Regions from separate parts of the Homo sapiens genome. Here region 2 is linked to region 1. Evidence: read pairs that join two places in POLR2A ChIA-PET (ENCODE). Cell type or tissue: PC-9. All regions are shown on one strand. Each heading gives the region's core, and the rest is flanking DNA. Links, peaks and the distances in the headings are about the cores only.

What was found. ChIA-PET counts read pairs that join two places held together with the same protein. Peaks named below come from ENCODE experiments on the same cell type or tissue, not always from the same donor. Only the 100,000 strongest peaks of a DNase experiment are listed, where the experiment ranks them.
Region 2: POLR2A ChIA-PET joins it to region 1 with 53 read pairs; 4 of 35 experiments call an interaction of 5 or more read pairs at or near these places.

The regions. Positions count from the first base shown.
Region 1 is chr19:15,088,467-15,094,262 of GRCh38, reverse strand. OR1I1 (olfactory receptor family 1 subfamily I member 1) reads right to left here. Exons shown (of 2, transcript NM_001004713.2): 2 at 1,293-5,796. Among named protein-coding and RNA genes, the nearest start is that of OR1I1, 9.2 kb to the right of the region's middle. In PC-9, for the core only: CTCF peaks have their summits at 2,036 and 2,235 (motif pointing left); a DNase peak (open chromatin) is centred at 2,162.
Region 2 is chr19:15,231,569-15,237,364 of GRCh38, reverse strand. It overlaps EPHX3 (epoxide hydrolase 3), which reads left to right and starts at 4,917. Exons shown (of 7, transcript NM_024794.3): 1 at 4,917-5,396; 2 at 5,504-5,589. The coding sequence starts at 5,154. BRD4 (bromodomain containing 4) reads left to right here. Exons shown (of 20, transcript NM_001379291.1): 20 at 1-1,846. RefSeq lists a silencer at 4,168-4,327 and an enhancer at 4,666-5,167. In PC-9, for the core only: CTCF peaks have their summits at 3,697 and 5,186; DNase peaks (open chromatin) are centred at 3,164, 3,864, 4,374, 4,894 and 1 weaker place; H3K4me3 peaks cover 2,483 bases; H3K27ac peaks cover 4,787 bases.

The DNA of each region.
Region 1 (5,796 bases), core at 234-5,233:
TCTCAAAAAATAAAATAAATAAAATAAAATAAGATTAAATTAAAATAAAGAAAAAAAGTGTTTTTTGTTTTTTTTTTTCTTCTGAGACAAGAGTCTTGCTCTGTCGCCCAGGCTGGAGTGCAGTGTCATGATTTTGGGTCACTGCAACCTTTGCCTCCCGGGTTCAAGCGATTCTCCTGCCTCAGCCTCCTGAGTAGCTGGGATTACAGGCACGTGCAACCACGCCTGGCTAATTTTTGTATTTTTAGTAGGGATGGGGCTTCATCACGTTGGCCGTGGTTGGCCAGGCTGGTCTTGAACTCCTGACCTCAGGTGATTGCCCGCCTTCACCTCCCAAAGTGCTGGGATTACAGGTGTGAGGCACGGTGCGTGGCCAGAAAACATACATTGAGTGGCTACCGTACTAATCATAGGGGCACAGAGGTGCAAAGATAAACAAGATAACACTATTTCAGGTCCCAGCTCCCAGCTCAGTCAAATGGGTGAAACAGACATTAATCAAAGGGTTACACAAACTAATATAAAACCACTGCAGTGAGGAGGCCGGGTGCAGCAGCTAACACCTGTAATCCCAGAACTTTGGGGGGCTGAGGCAGGTGGATCACTTGAGGCCAGGAGTTCGAGACCAGCCTGGCAAACACGGTGAACCCCGTTTCTACTAAAAATACAAAACATTAGCCAGGCATGGTGATGCGTGCCTGTAATCCCAACTACTCGGGAGGCTGAGGCAGGAGAACCATTTGAACCCAGGAGGTGGGGGTTACAGTGAGCCGGGATCGCCCCACTGCACTCCAGACTGGGAGACAGAGCAAGACTCTGTCTCAAAACAAAACAAAAGACCCCACAAAACCACTGCAGTGATGAAGAGATCACTAATGATGAGTGATGATGAGAGAGGGGATAGCGAGTGTAACATTAGGGCAACTGATGTAGCTGGGCAAGGGATGGAGGTTAGGGGAGGCTTCCTTGAGGAAGTGGAGTTTGTGCTGAAATCTCAATGCCAAGCAGGAATTTACTCAGGAGGGGTCAGGAAGAGGGAACAGCATTTGCAAAGGTCCTGTGGCACCAGCTCCTTATCTTCTGATGGTTTTCAGCCCACTTCACCTCTCACTTTTTGGTCTTTCTTGGTCCCCTTAACTCTTGTCACTCCCATCCATCTATACGAGGATTGGCAACCTATGGCCCATAGGCTAAATCCAGCCCTTGAAATAAAAATAGTTTTGCATTTATTTTTATTTATTTATTTATTTTTTAAGTTTTTTAGAGACAGTGGTCTTACTCTATCCCCCAGGCTGGAGTGCGGTGGTGCAATCATAGCTCACTGCAGCCTTGACCTCCTGGGCTTAAGTGATCCTCCTTCCTCAGCCTCCTGAGTAGCTGAGACTACAGGCATGCACCACCATGCCCAGCTAATTAAAAAATTTTTGTAGAGATGGGGGAGGTCTCACTATGTTGCCCACTCCAGTCTCGAACTCCTGGCTTCAAGCAATCCTCCTCCCTTGGCCTCTCAAAGTGCTGGGATTACAGGCATGAGTGAATGCACCTGGCCTAGAGTAGTTTTAACATTTTAAAAGTGGTTGAAAACAAACCCAAAGGCTACAAGGTATGACATGTACTATGATATGAAATGGAAGCTTCTGTGTTTATAAACAAAGTTTTAGTGGAACACAGCCAAGCCCATTCGTTGATGTCTCATCTATGGCTGCTTTCGCCAGACAGCAGCAGAGTTCAGTCATTGCAACGGAGATGGTAAGGTCCCTAAAGCTGACAATATTGACGACCTGGACCTTGACAGAAAAAGTTTGCTGACTCCAGATCTATGGCATGGATAACTGGCAGGTTCGTTCTGAAGCACAGCCCCACCCCCTATCCTCCTTAAACCTTGTCATGGTCCCACTCCCCGTGGTCCACACACCGTGTTACTCCCAGTGCCCTCCACGGGCCCCCTGCAAACCCAGCTTCCCTGTCACTCTGGGCTCAGGCCACACCAGTCTCCGTGATTTCTTTAAACAACACAGGCTCCTTCTCATCATGGAAACTTTGCACCTGTTGTGCCCTTCCAGGGGGAGATTACACCTAAGGGCCATGGACCTGGGCCAGTTCACAGCTAGAATACAAGTTTCCGGGGAAAAAAAAAAAACAACCAAAAACCAAAAAAAAAAAAAAAAAAAAAAAGCGTTTTAAATCCAATTTGTGAAATGACATTATTGCCACCTAGTGGCCACTTCTCTAACTGTAGTTTTCAGAGCTTTTAGGGCGGTTGGGAAGGTTCCCTCCTGGACACAGTGGCTAGAGCGGCACCCCAAATCTGGTTCTCCTGTATCTCTGTACCTAAAGCCTATTTGGGTCCCGGTTATCTACAGGACCCCCATCTAGCCCAGTGATGCTCAAACTTTTAAATTACAAACTTTTTTTTTTTTTTTTTTTTTTTTTTGAGACAGAGTCTCGCTCTGTCACCCAGGCTGGAGTGCAGTGGGGCGATCTCGGCTCACGCAAACTCCGCCTCCCGGGTTGACGCCATTCTCCTGCCTCAGCCTCCCAAGTAGCTGGGACTACAGGTGTGGGCCACCACGCCTGGCTAAGTTTTGTATTTTTTTTTAAATTGAGGAGGAGTCTCGCTCTGTCACCCAGGCTGGGGTGCAGTGGCGTGGCCTTGGCTCACTGCAAGCTCCGCCTCCCGGGTTCAGGCCATTCTCCTGCCTCAGCCTCCCGAGTAGCTGGGACTACAGGTGCCCGCCAACATGTCCGGCTAATTTTTTGTATTTTTAGTAGAGATGGGGTTTCACCATGTTAGCCAGGATGGTCTTGATCTCCTGACCTCATGATCCGCCCACCTCAGCCTCCCAAAGTTCTGGGATTACAGGCATGAGCCACTGTGCCCGGCCTAATTTTCGTATTTTTAGTAGAGAGGGGGTTTCACCATGTTGGTCAGGATGGTCTCGATCTACTGACCTTGTGATCTGCCCGCCTCGGCCTCCCAAAGTGCTGGGAATACAGGTGTGAGCCACCATGCGCAGCCTGCTGTTACTTTCAGTGGCAAAACCACAATTACTTCTGCACCTACCTTGTAGGGGTGTTGCTTAACACTTATTGAGATTGTGCATATAAAGGAGTTAGCATTGTTCAGATAATAAATCTCGGTTGTCATCATCATTATTGTCATCATGCTGATACCCAGTAAGTGAATCCATGCAATCTAAATCCTTCATCCTTTTCTCCAGTTCTAGCCCAGGGTCCCTTGGCCAGAACACATGGTCAATTGTAAACTTGAGAGGATGTACTGGGACACTTTGTAGGTTTTGTAGGTTGCTGACATTTCTTAAACTAACTGCATTTGTTTTCTAGCAATGTTGCAACAAAGTACCACAAATCAGGCCGAGTGTGGTGGTTTACACCTGCAATCCCAGCACTTTGTGAAGCCGAGGAGGGCAGATCTCTTGAGGCCGGGAGTTTGAGACCAGCCTGGGCAACATAGTGAGACCCTGTCTCTACAAATATATATAGCTGATTGCAGTGGCATAGGCCTGTAGTCCCAACTACTCAGGAGGCTGAGGCAGGAGGATTGCTTGAGCCCAGGAGTTTGAGGTGAGGTTGCACTTTAGCTATGATTGCACCACTGTACTCCAGCCTGGGTGACACAGTAGATCCTGTCTGTCTCTAAAAGAAAAAAAAATTTAAAAATTACCATGAACTAGGTGACTTAAACAATAGAAATTTGTTGTCTTACAGTTCTGGAGGTTAAGAGTCCGAGATCAAGGTGTTGGGCCAGGTGCAGTGGCCCACGCTTGTAATCCCAGCACTTTGGGAGGCTGAGGTGGGCAGATCACTGGAGGCCAGGAGTTTGAGACCAGTCTGGCCAACATAGTGAAATCCCATCTCTACTAAAAACACAAAATTAGCTGGGCGTGGTGGTGGGTGCCTGTAATCCCAGCTACTTGGGAGGCTGAGGCAGGAGAATTGCTTGAACCTGGGAGGTGGAGGTTGCAGTGAGCCAAAATCATGCCACTGCATCCAGCCGGGATGACAGAGCAAGACTCCGTCTCAAAAAAAAAAAAAAAAAAAAAAGATCAGTTGTCAGCAGCTTTGATTCCTTGGTTCCTTCTGAGGGCTGAGAGGGATAGCCTGTTCCACGCCTCTCCTGGCTTCTGGTGGTCTGCAGGCAGTCCCTGGCATTCCTTGGCTTGTAGGAGCATCACCCCAATCTCTGCCTCCATCTTCATGTGGCGGTCTCCATGTGTGTGGGTGCCTGTGTCCAAATCTCCCCTTTTCATAAGGACGCCAGTCGTATCAGATTAGGGACCAACCTAATGACCTTACTGTAATCTAATGACCTCTGTAAACACCCTATCTTCAAATATGGTCACATTCTGAGGTCCTTGGGGTTAGGACTTCAACATATCTTTTTTATTTTATTATTATTACTTTTGCAGACAGGGCCTTGCTCTGTTTCCCAGGCTGGAGTGCAGTGGCAGGAACATAGCTCATGCAGCCTCGACCTCCTTGGCTCAAGAGGTCCTCCTGTCTCAGCCTCCCGAGTAACTAAGATGACAGGTGCACACCACCACACCCAGGTAATTTTTTCTTTTTTCATTTTTATTTTTTGTAGGGATGAGATCTCACTATGTTGTTCAGGCTGGTCCTGAACTCCTAGCTTCAAATGATTCTCCCTACTCAACCTCCCAAAGTGCCAGAGTTTACAGGTGTGAGCCACTGCGCCTGGCCTCCCACGTATCTTTTTTTGGGAGCCACAGTTCAACCCATAACACTAACTTTTTAAGTGCCCCGGGCCACCTGATCTGCTGTGGCTGACCCTGCGTGTAGAATCATACTGGGTTCAGAGTCAGGCGATGAATGTCACAGGAAACACATAGATTTTGGAGCTAGGCTAGGGTCTGTGTTCCCAAACTACGATTGATGGACCGTCTGCATCAGAGTCCCCTTGACTGGGGGTTGTGGGGAGACAGGAAGCCTGTTGGGAATTGAGAAAGTAAGCCCCAACCACAGTCATAGTTACAAGTGGAGGTCTCAAGACCCCCCAGGAGGCTGAGGCTTGCTGGCTGACTAAGCGAACAGCACGTGAGCTAATCTCACTTGCAAATATTTTCAAAGTTCTTCCACAACACTTAGGAAACACTGGCTAATACATGGGCTGTCTGTATCTACCTATCTATCTATCTATCTATCTACCTACCTCCTCTATCTCTATCTATCCATCCATCTATCTATCATCTATCTGTTGATCGATTGATCAATCGATCGACTGACCTACCTACCTATCTCATCTATCTATCTATCTATCTATCTATCTATCATCTATCTACTTATATGATCTATCTATCAATCAATCATCTATCTGTCTGTCAATAGATAGATCTATCGATCGGTTGACCTACCTACCTACCTACCTATCTATCCTATCTATCTATGTATCTATCTGTATATCTATCTATCTATCTATCTATCTATCTATCTATCTATCTATCTATCTACATATCTTATCTATCCACCCTATCTACCTATCTTATCTTATCCTCTCTATCTATCTGTCTGTCTATCTATCTATCTATCTATCTATCTATCTATCTATCTATCTATCTACCTATGAGTGACAGATCTTGCTCAGTTTCCCAAACTGCTGAAGTGCAGTGGTGCAGTCATAGCTCACTGCAACCTTGAACTCCTGGGCTCAAATGATCTGCCTGCCTCAGCCTCCTGATTAGCTGAGACTACAGGCGTATACCACCATGTCTTGCTAAAGTGATTTTGTGTGTGTGTGTGGAGATAGGGTCTCTGTAT
Region 2 (5,796 bases), core at 315-5,314, 140 kb before region 1:
AACACACAAAAAAAATCCTGCCTATATTTTACTCAGTTTCAAACTTTATTAGTCTATTTTTAATTATAAAACCAGAAAGCTACAATTTCTTTTCTTTCCCCTCCACCCCCCCCCCCCCCACCCATTTGTTGGCTTTTTTGTTTTTTAATGTCAGATCTGTTGAGTTGGTTTTTTTGGTTTTGGTTTTTGTTTTTGTTTTTGTTTTTTACTGAGAAAGGAAGGGCCAAGGGATGAGGTGGGAACCGGGCCCTGGGGGCGCCACAGACTAAGGCAGAGACTCCCCTACCTGGCGCCCAGCCCCAACCAGCTGGCCGCTCCTGCCCATGCTTTTTTTTTTTTTTTTTTTTAATTTTTATAATTGGAGCCCCTGGTGAGGTTACGCGTGCCATGAGAACCCACTCTACACCACGACGCTGGTGCCTCAGTGTTGGCCAAACTCTGGAGTCACTGACTGGTTTGACTTTCATACGGTGAATATGCATTTGGTCTGTACTGATCATGGAATAAACACATCTCTCTTTTTTTAATGCTGGCGTCTCCCTGACATTTCTTTGTGAACCAACTGTTGCCTAGGCTAGGCCCAGGGGACCCCCTGGACCCCAGACCACCTCTGTACAGGAACTACTGCCAGGGATTACCTAGCCCCTCTCCTGTGACCTGTCCCTGTCTGCCCTGGGCGGGAGCCACGCAGACTCATAGCAACCACCCCAAGCTGAAGCTGTGACGCAGAGCCCGGTACCCATCCTTGTGGACCCTGGCTGAGGTGGAGGGTGTGCTCTAGCAGAACCCTGGCCAGACTCCAGACAGTATTCTTCCCCTCCACCCTACTCCATCCTGTCCCCCCTACTCCATCCTGTCCCCCCACTCACCAAAGGACTTGGGCCACTTCTCCCACCTTGCCTGCCTCAACCTAACTCCTCCTTTCATTTAAGCTCAGGGTTAACCAGATACTCTTAGATATAAGTCTACATCCCCCAAAATAGGATCCTCACCCCCCATGCACATACACACACATTCCTGTCCAAGAAAGCCCACAGGTGGCTGCTCTGCCTGTGTGTCCACTTGTGTATGTACATGCCCCAGCCACAAGGCACGGGTGACGCCCAAGAAGAGCCCCTAAGATGTAAGATACAAGTATATAATTTATATGTATGCAGAGACAAACTGATTGAAACATTTCTAGCACTGTTTATTCTCCTACATCCCCTCTTTTTGACCTGAAAGGTCCTTTATTGTCTTTGGATCTGCCAAACCTCCCTGTGAGGGTGTGGTTCAGGCATCCAGCCAGAGGTCCCCCCACTTCTTCGATGTCCATGCCCACTCAGGCACTTTCTCATATACCACTGTGCCACTTCAAGTGTGACGTATTTAGGTTCTTTGGGGTTTCTTCCATCTCATCCCACCCACTCATTTTTGTTCCTTGTTTTGTTCAGACACTTCCCCAGCCTGGGTCCAACTGCTGAGCTGGATAGTTTTCTCTGCAGCTTCCTGCTGAAGATTTAACTCAGCCATGGCCTTCTCCACACCTCCCTGATGGGTGTCTCTCTACCTGGGTTGTAATTAGAACTGGGATCTATTTAATTTCTCCAGCCATTTCCCAACCCTTCCCACAGTACTAGAAATCTTAGTCCTATACCAGAGTAAGAGGTGTGTACAAGCCCCCACTGTACTGTATGCACGGATCGCTTGGCCAATAATTATGTCAGTGAATCTGAGACTTGTATTAAACACTTTAGACATTTGTAGAAGGGAATTCGTAGACTTTTCACTTACATACGAAAGGTTTTTTTTTTTTTTTGTGCAGTTCTCATTGCAAAAATAAACATTTGTACTGAGTATAAAGTTACTCTCCTGTGATGGCTGCTTTTTGTTTGAGGGTAGACTTGGGAGAAGCGGGGAGATGAGGGCGGGGGGTCAGTGATGTGTAGGAGAGGAAGAAGGGAGGTTCCCCAGACACCCACCACCCATGCGTCCAGATTAGCGGAGTCGGTTGGGAGAGATCCTGGGAACATCAAATTGTGAGATAATTGATTTAATGGAAGGTGTAAAAGAAAAAGCTGCCAGGCACGGTGGCTCACATCTGTAATCCCAGCACTTTTGGGAGGCCGGGGTGGGAGGATCGCTTGAGGTCAGGAGTTAAGAGACTAGCCTGGCCAACATGGTGAAACTCCCATCTCTACTGAAAAATACAAAAAATTAGCGGGGCGCGGTAGCACACACCTGTAGTCCCGGCTACTCCGGAGGCTGAGGCAGGAGAATTGCTTGAACACTGGAGGCGGAGGTTGCGGTGAGCCGAGATCACACCACTGCATTCCAGCTTGGGTGATATGGTGAGACTCCCATCTCAAAAAAAACAAAAACAAAAAAACCCCCAAAGCTTTGATGTAGGCTAATCACACAACAAAAGAAAGGTAGTGGTTAAGTAGTCCAGGGAGAACAAAAGTTTGTACACTATGGGCAATGTAATCATAGTGGTCTATTCGGCTCTTGAGATGCATTGTTCACTGAGGCAGAACATAAACCACTATTCACCTTTAAGTGGCAACTTCATGGACTTAGTTATGGTCCCAGGACAGTATAATGTTTAGCAGCCTTGACAGTACAAAGGTATATGGATAAAAGTGGGAGGTGGAAAGGGGCAAGAGGTGACAAGTGGAGTGTTTTTAAAGGAAACTAACAGGGAAACAAAAAACGGCACGTCCGGGGTAGTGATGTGAGCAAGTCAGTGGCTGATGTCATACATTGGTTAAGTCAAGAAATAAAGGTCAGGCACGGTGGCTTGCATCTGTAATCCCACTTTGGGAGGTGGAGGCTTGAGGATTGCTTGAGGCCAGGAGTTTGAGACCAGCCTGGACAATATAGCAAGTCGTCTCTCTGAAAAGTTTTTGAAAAATTAGCTGAGTGTGGTGGCACAGGCCTGTAGTCCCAACTACAGGTTGTAGTGCTTGAGCCCAGGAGTTCGAGGCTGCAGTGAGCTATGATCGAAACTCCATCTGAAAAAAAAAGAAAAAGCTAAAAACGTTCCAGTGGCTGCTTCCGGGAGGAAGGGGAGGTGTAGCCACAGATCGCTGCCTTTTTCCCTACATCTTTGCGGATGGCTATTTTACAAGATGTATGTCTTCAGGCAAATGACTTCATCCTCGAATTTCAGGTTCATGATCTATACTACAGGAATGTGATTATGCTACTTAGACTTAATAGGGTTGCTCTATGGTTAAGTGATGGCTGTCCCTAAAATGTTCAAGGATATCGGGAGAAGGTTGCAAAATAGGAGGAAGAAGCTGGCTGCTTTTTTTTTTTTTTTTGAGACGGAGTCTCGCTCTGTCGCCCTGGCTGGAGTGCAGTGGCGCAATCTCAGCTCACTGCAACCTCCGCCTCCTGGGTTCACGCCGTTCTCCTGCCTCAGCCTCCCTAGTAGCTGGGACTACAGGCGCCCGCCACCACGCCTGGCTAATTTTTTGTATTTTTAGTAGAGACAGGGTTTCACCATGTTAGGATGGTCTCGATCTCCTGACCTCGTGATCCGCCCGCCTCGGCCTCCCAAAGTGCTGGGATTACAGGCGTGAGCCACCGCGCCTGGCCAGAAGCTGGCTTCTTGCAGGGACAGCAGGGCCGCAAGGCTCTGTGACTCTAGGCCCCATCACACCCGGCCCTGTCCCACTTCCTCTTTCGGCCAGAACCCCAGAACTCCAGTCATTCATAGGCCGGGTCCTCCTCGGGGGAACCAGGCCTGCCCCCTAGGAATCAGGGTATCCACGCCTCCTCGGCCCGCTCTCGGAGCCTGGGCCTCAACACCTGCAGATTGGCTCCCGGGCCAGGACCTGTCGCTTGAACATCAGTGGCCGCCGCCGTCCAATCACAGACGTACAGGGGCGGGCTGGCGGGCCTGTTGGGCCAGCAGGAGGACGGCGCCGGGCCGAGGCCGCTGGACCCGCCGTTGGAACCACAGCTGGGTGAAGTCAGTGCTGCTAGGTCTTTGGAGCCAGACCGAAGGGAGGGTCGCGCGCCCCTGGGTGGGTAGCACCAGGCGGCGGCCGTCGGCCGGGCCTCCCGAAGCCTCCTCCAGCCGCTAATACCGCCCGCGCCTCCCTCCTAGTCCTAGACCTGGCATTGCCTGTCCCTCTTCTTCGTCTTCCAGACCCTCCTGACCCGCCATATTAGGTCCCGGCCCCGCCCTCCGTCTCATTGCCCATTGCCCACCCCACCCCACCGCCCCCTCCCCGGCCTACCGTCAGCTCATTGGCCCAGGCTCCCGCCTTCTTCGCCCAATGTTAGGCCTCACCTCCTCTAGGATCCACCCTCTCCCCGCCCACCCGCATAAGCCAGGCCCACCATTCCAACTCTTTCTCCTTTTTGGCTTGTAGGCCGCACCTACTCTGCATATGCCCCGCCCCTCACTCCAGGTGTCGCCCACTTAACTGAAGATCCAGGATCCCCTCCTTAAGGTTTGTCTGGGCTCGGAATTGCCTTTTTTTTTTTTCTTTTTTGAGACGGAGTTTCCCTGTTGTGACCCAGGCTGGAGTACAGTGGCGCGATCTCAGCTCACTGCAACCTCCACGTCCCGGGTTCAAGCGATTCTCCTGCCTCAGCCTCCCAAGTAGCTGGGACTACAGGCGCCCGCCACCACGCCCAGCTAATTTTTGTATTTTTAGTAGAGACGGGGTTTCACCACGTTGCCCAGGCTGGTCTCGAGCTCTTGATCTCAGGTGATCCGCCCGCCTCGGCCTACCAAAGTGCTGGGATTACAGGCGTGAGCCACCGCACCCGGCCCGGAATTGCCGCCTTTAGACCCTCACCCACCCGCTGCTGAGTCTTCCTGGGCCCCGCCCCGGCCCTAAGCCCCGCACAGGACCTGCTAGGCCCCGCCCATTTATTTCCCCCCTTTCCAACCTCTTCCTCCCCAGCCTCCGCACCCTACCCTTGTTTCCTGTCCCTGTCGCGCCCAGGTGTTTACCTGGCACTCAGGTGAGTGGTGCGCTCTGGCTGTTTTCTGTCGGAGCCGCCCGCCTCTTCCTTCAGCGCGTCCCACAAATCCCGACGGCACGGAGGGGCCCCAGGCCAAGGGCGATGGGCCCCTGAGCCCTGACACCGCTTCGCCGCTGCTGCAGGTGCCCCTGGCCGGCAGCGCCGCCGTGGTCCCGGAGCGCGGCGACATGCCGGAGCTGGTGGTGACCGCGCTGCTGGCGCCGTCGCGCCTGTCGCTGAAGCTGCTGCGCGCCTTCATGTGGAGCCTGGTGTTCTCGGTGGCGCTGGTGGCCGCGGCGGTCTACGGCTGCATAGCGCTCACGCACGTGCTGTGCCGGCCCCGGCGCGGCTGCTGCGGGCGCCGTCGGAGCGCGTCCCCCGCCTGCCTGAGCGACCCCTCGCTGGGTGAGCACGGTTTCCTGAACCTCAAGGTGATCGCACGGGGGCGCTATCGGGGCTGCGGGGTCGCGTGGGGTCGAGACGGTTCAAGCCTCGGGAGAGAGGGTTCCCCAGGCTTCAGGCTGTGCCCTCCCCCTAGAGCTCGGGCCTGCGTCTGCACTATGTCTCGGCTGGACGAGGTAACGGACCCCTCATGCTGTTTCTGCACGGCTTCCCTGAGAACTGGTACGTCTGGGGCCAGGGGCCTGAGGCCCACGGGACTCGGGGGCAGGTGGAGCTTGGGCTCCCAAGAGGCAGGGAGGAGGGCTGTATAGATCGGGACAAGCTGAACATAGATGGGGATAGGGGTACTGAGCCAGCATACCCAGGATCCCTAGGCCCTGAAGGGACAGGACAAAGGGGTATTGAGGTTGATTGAAGTTCCCTGGATTC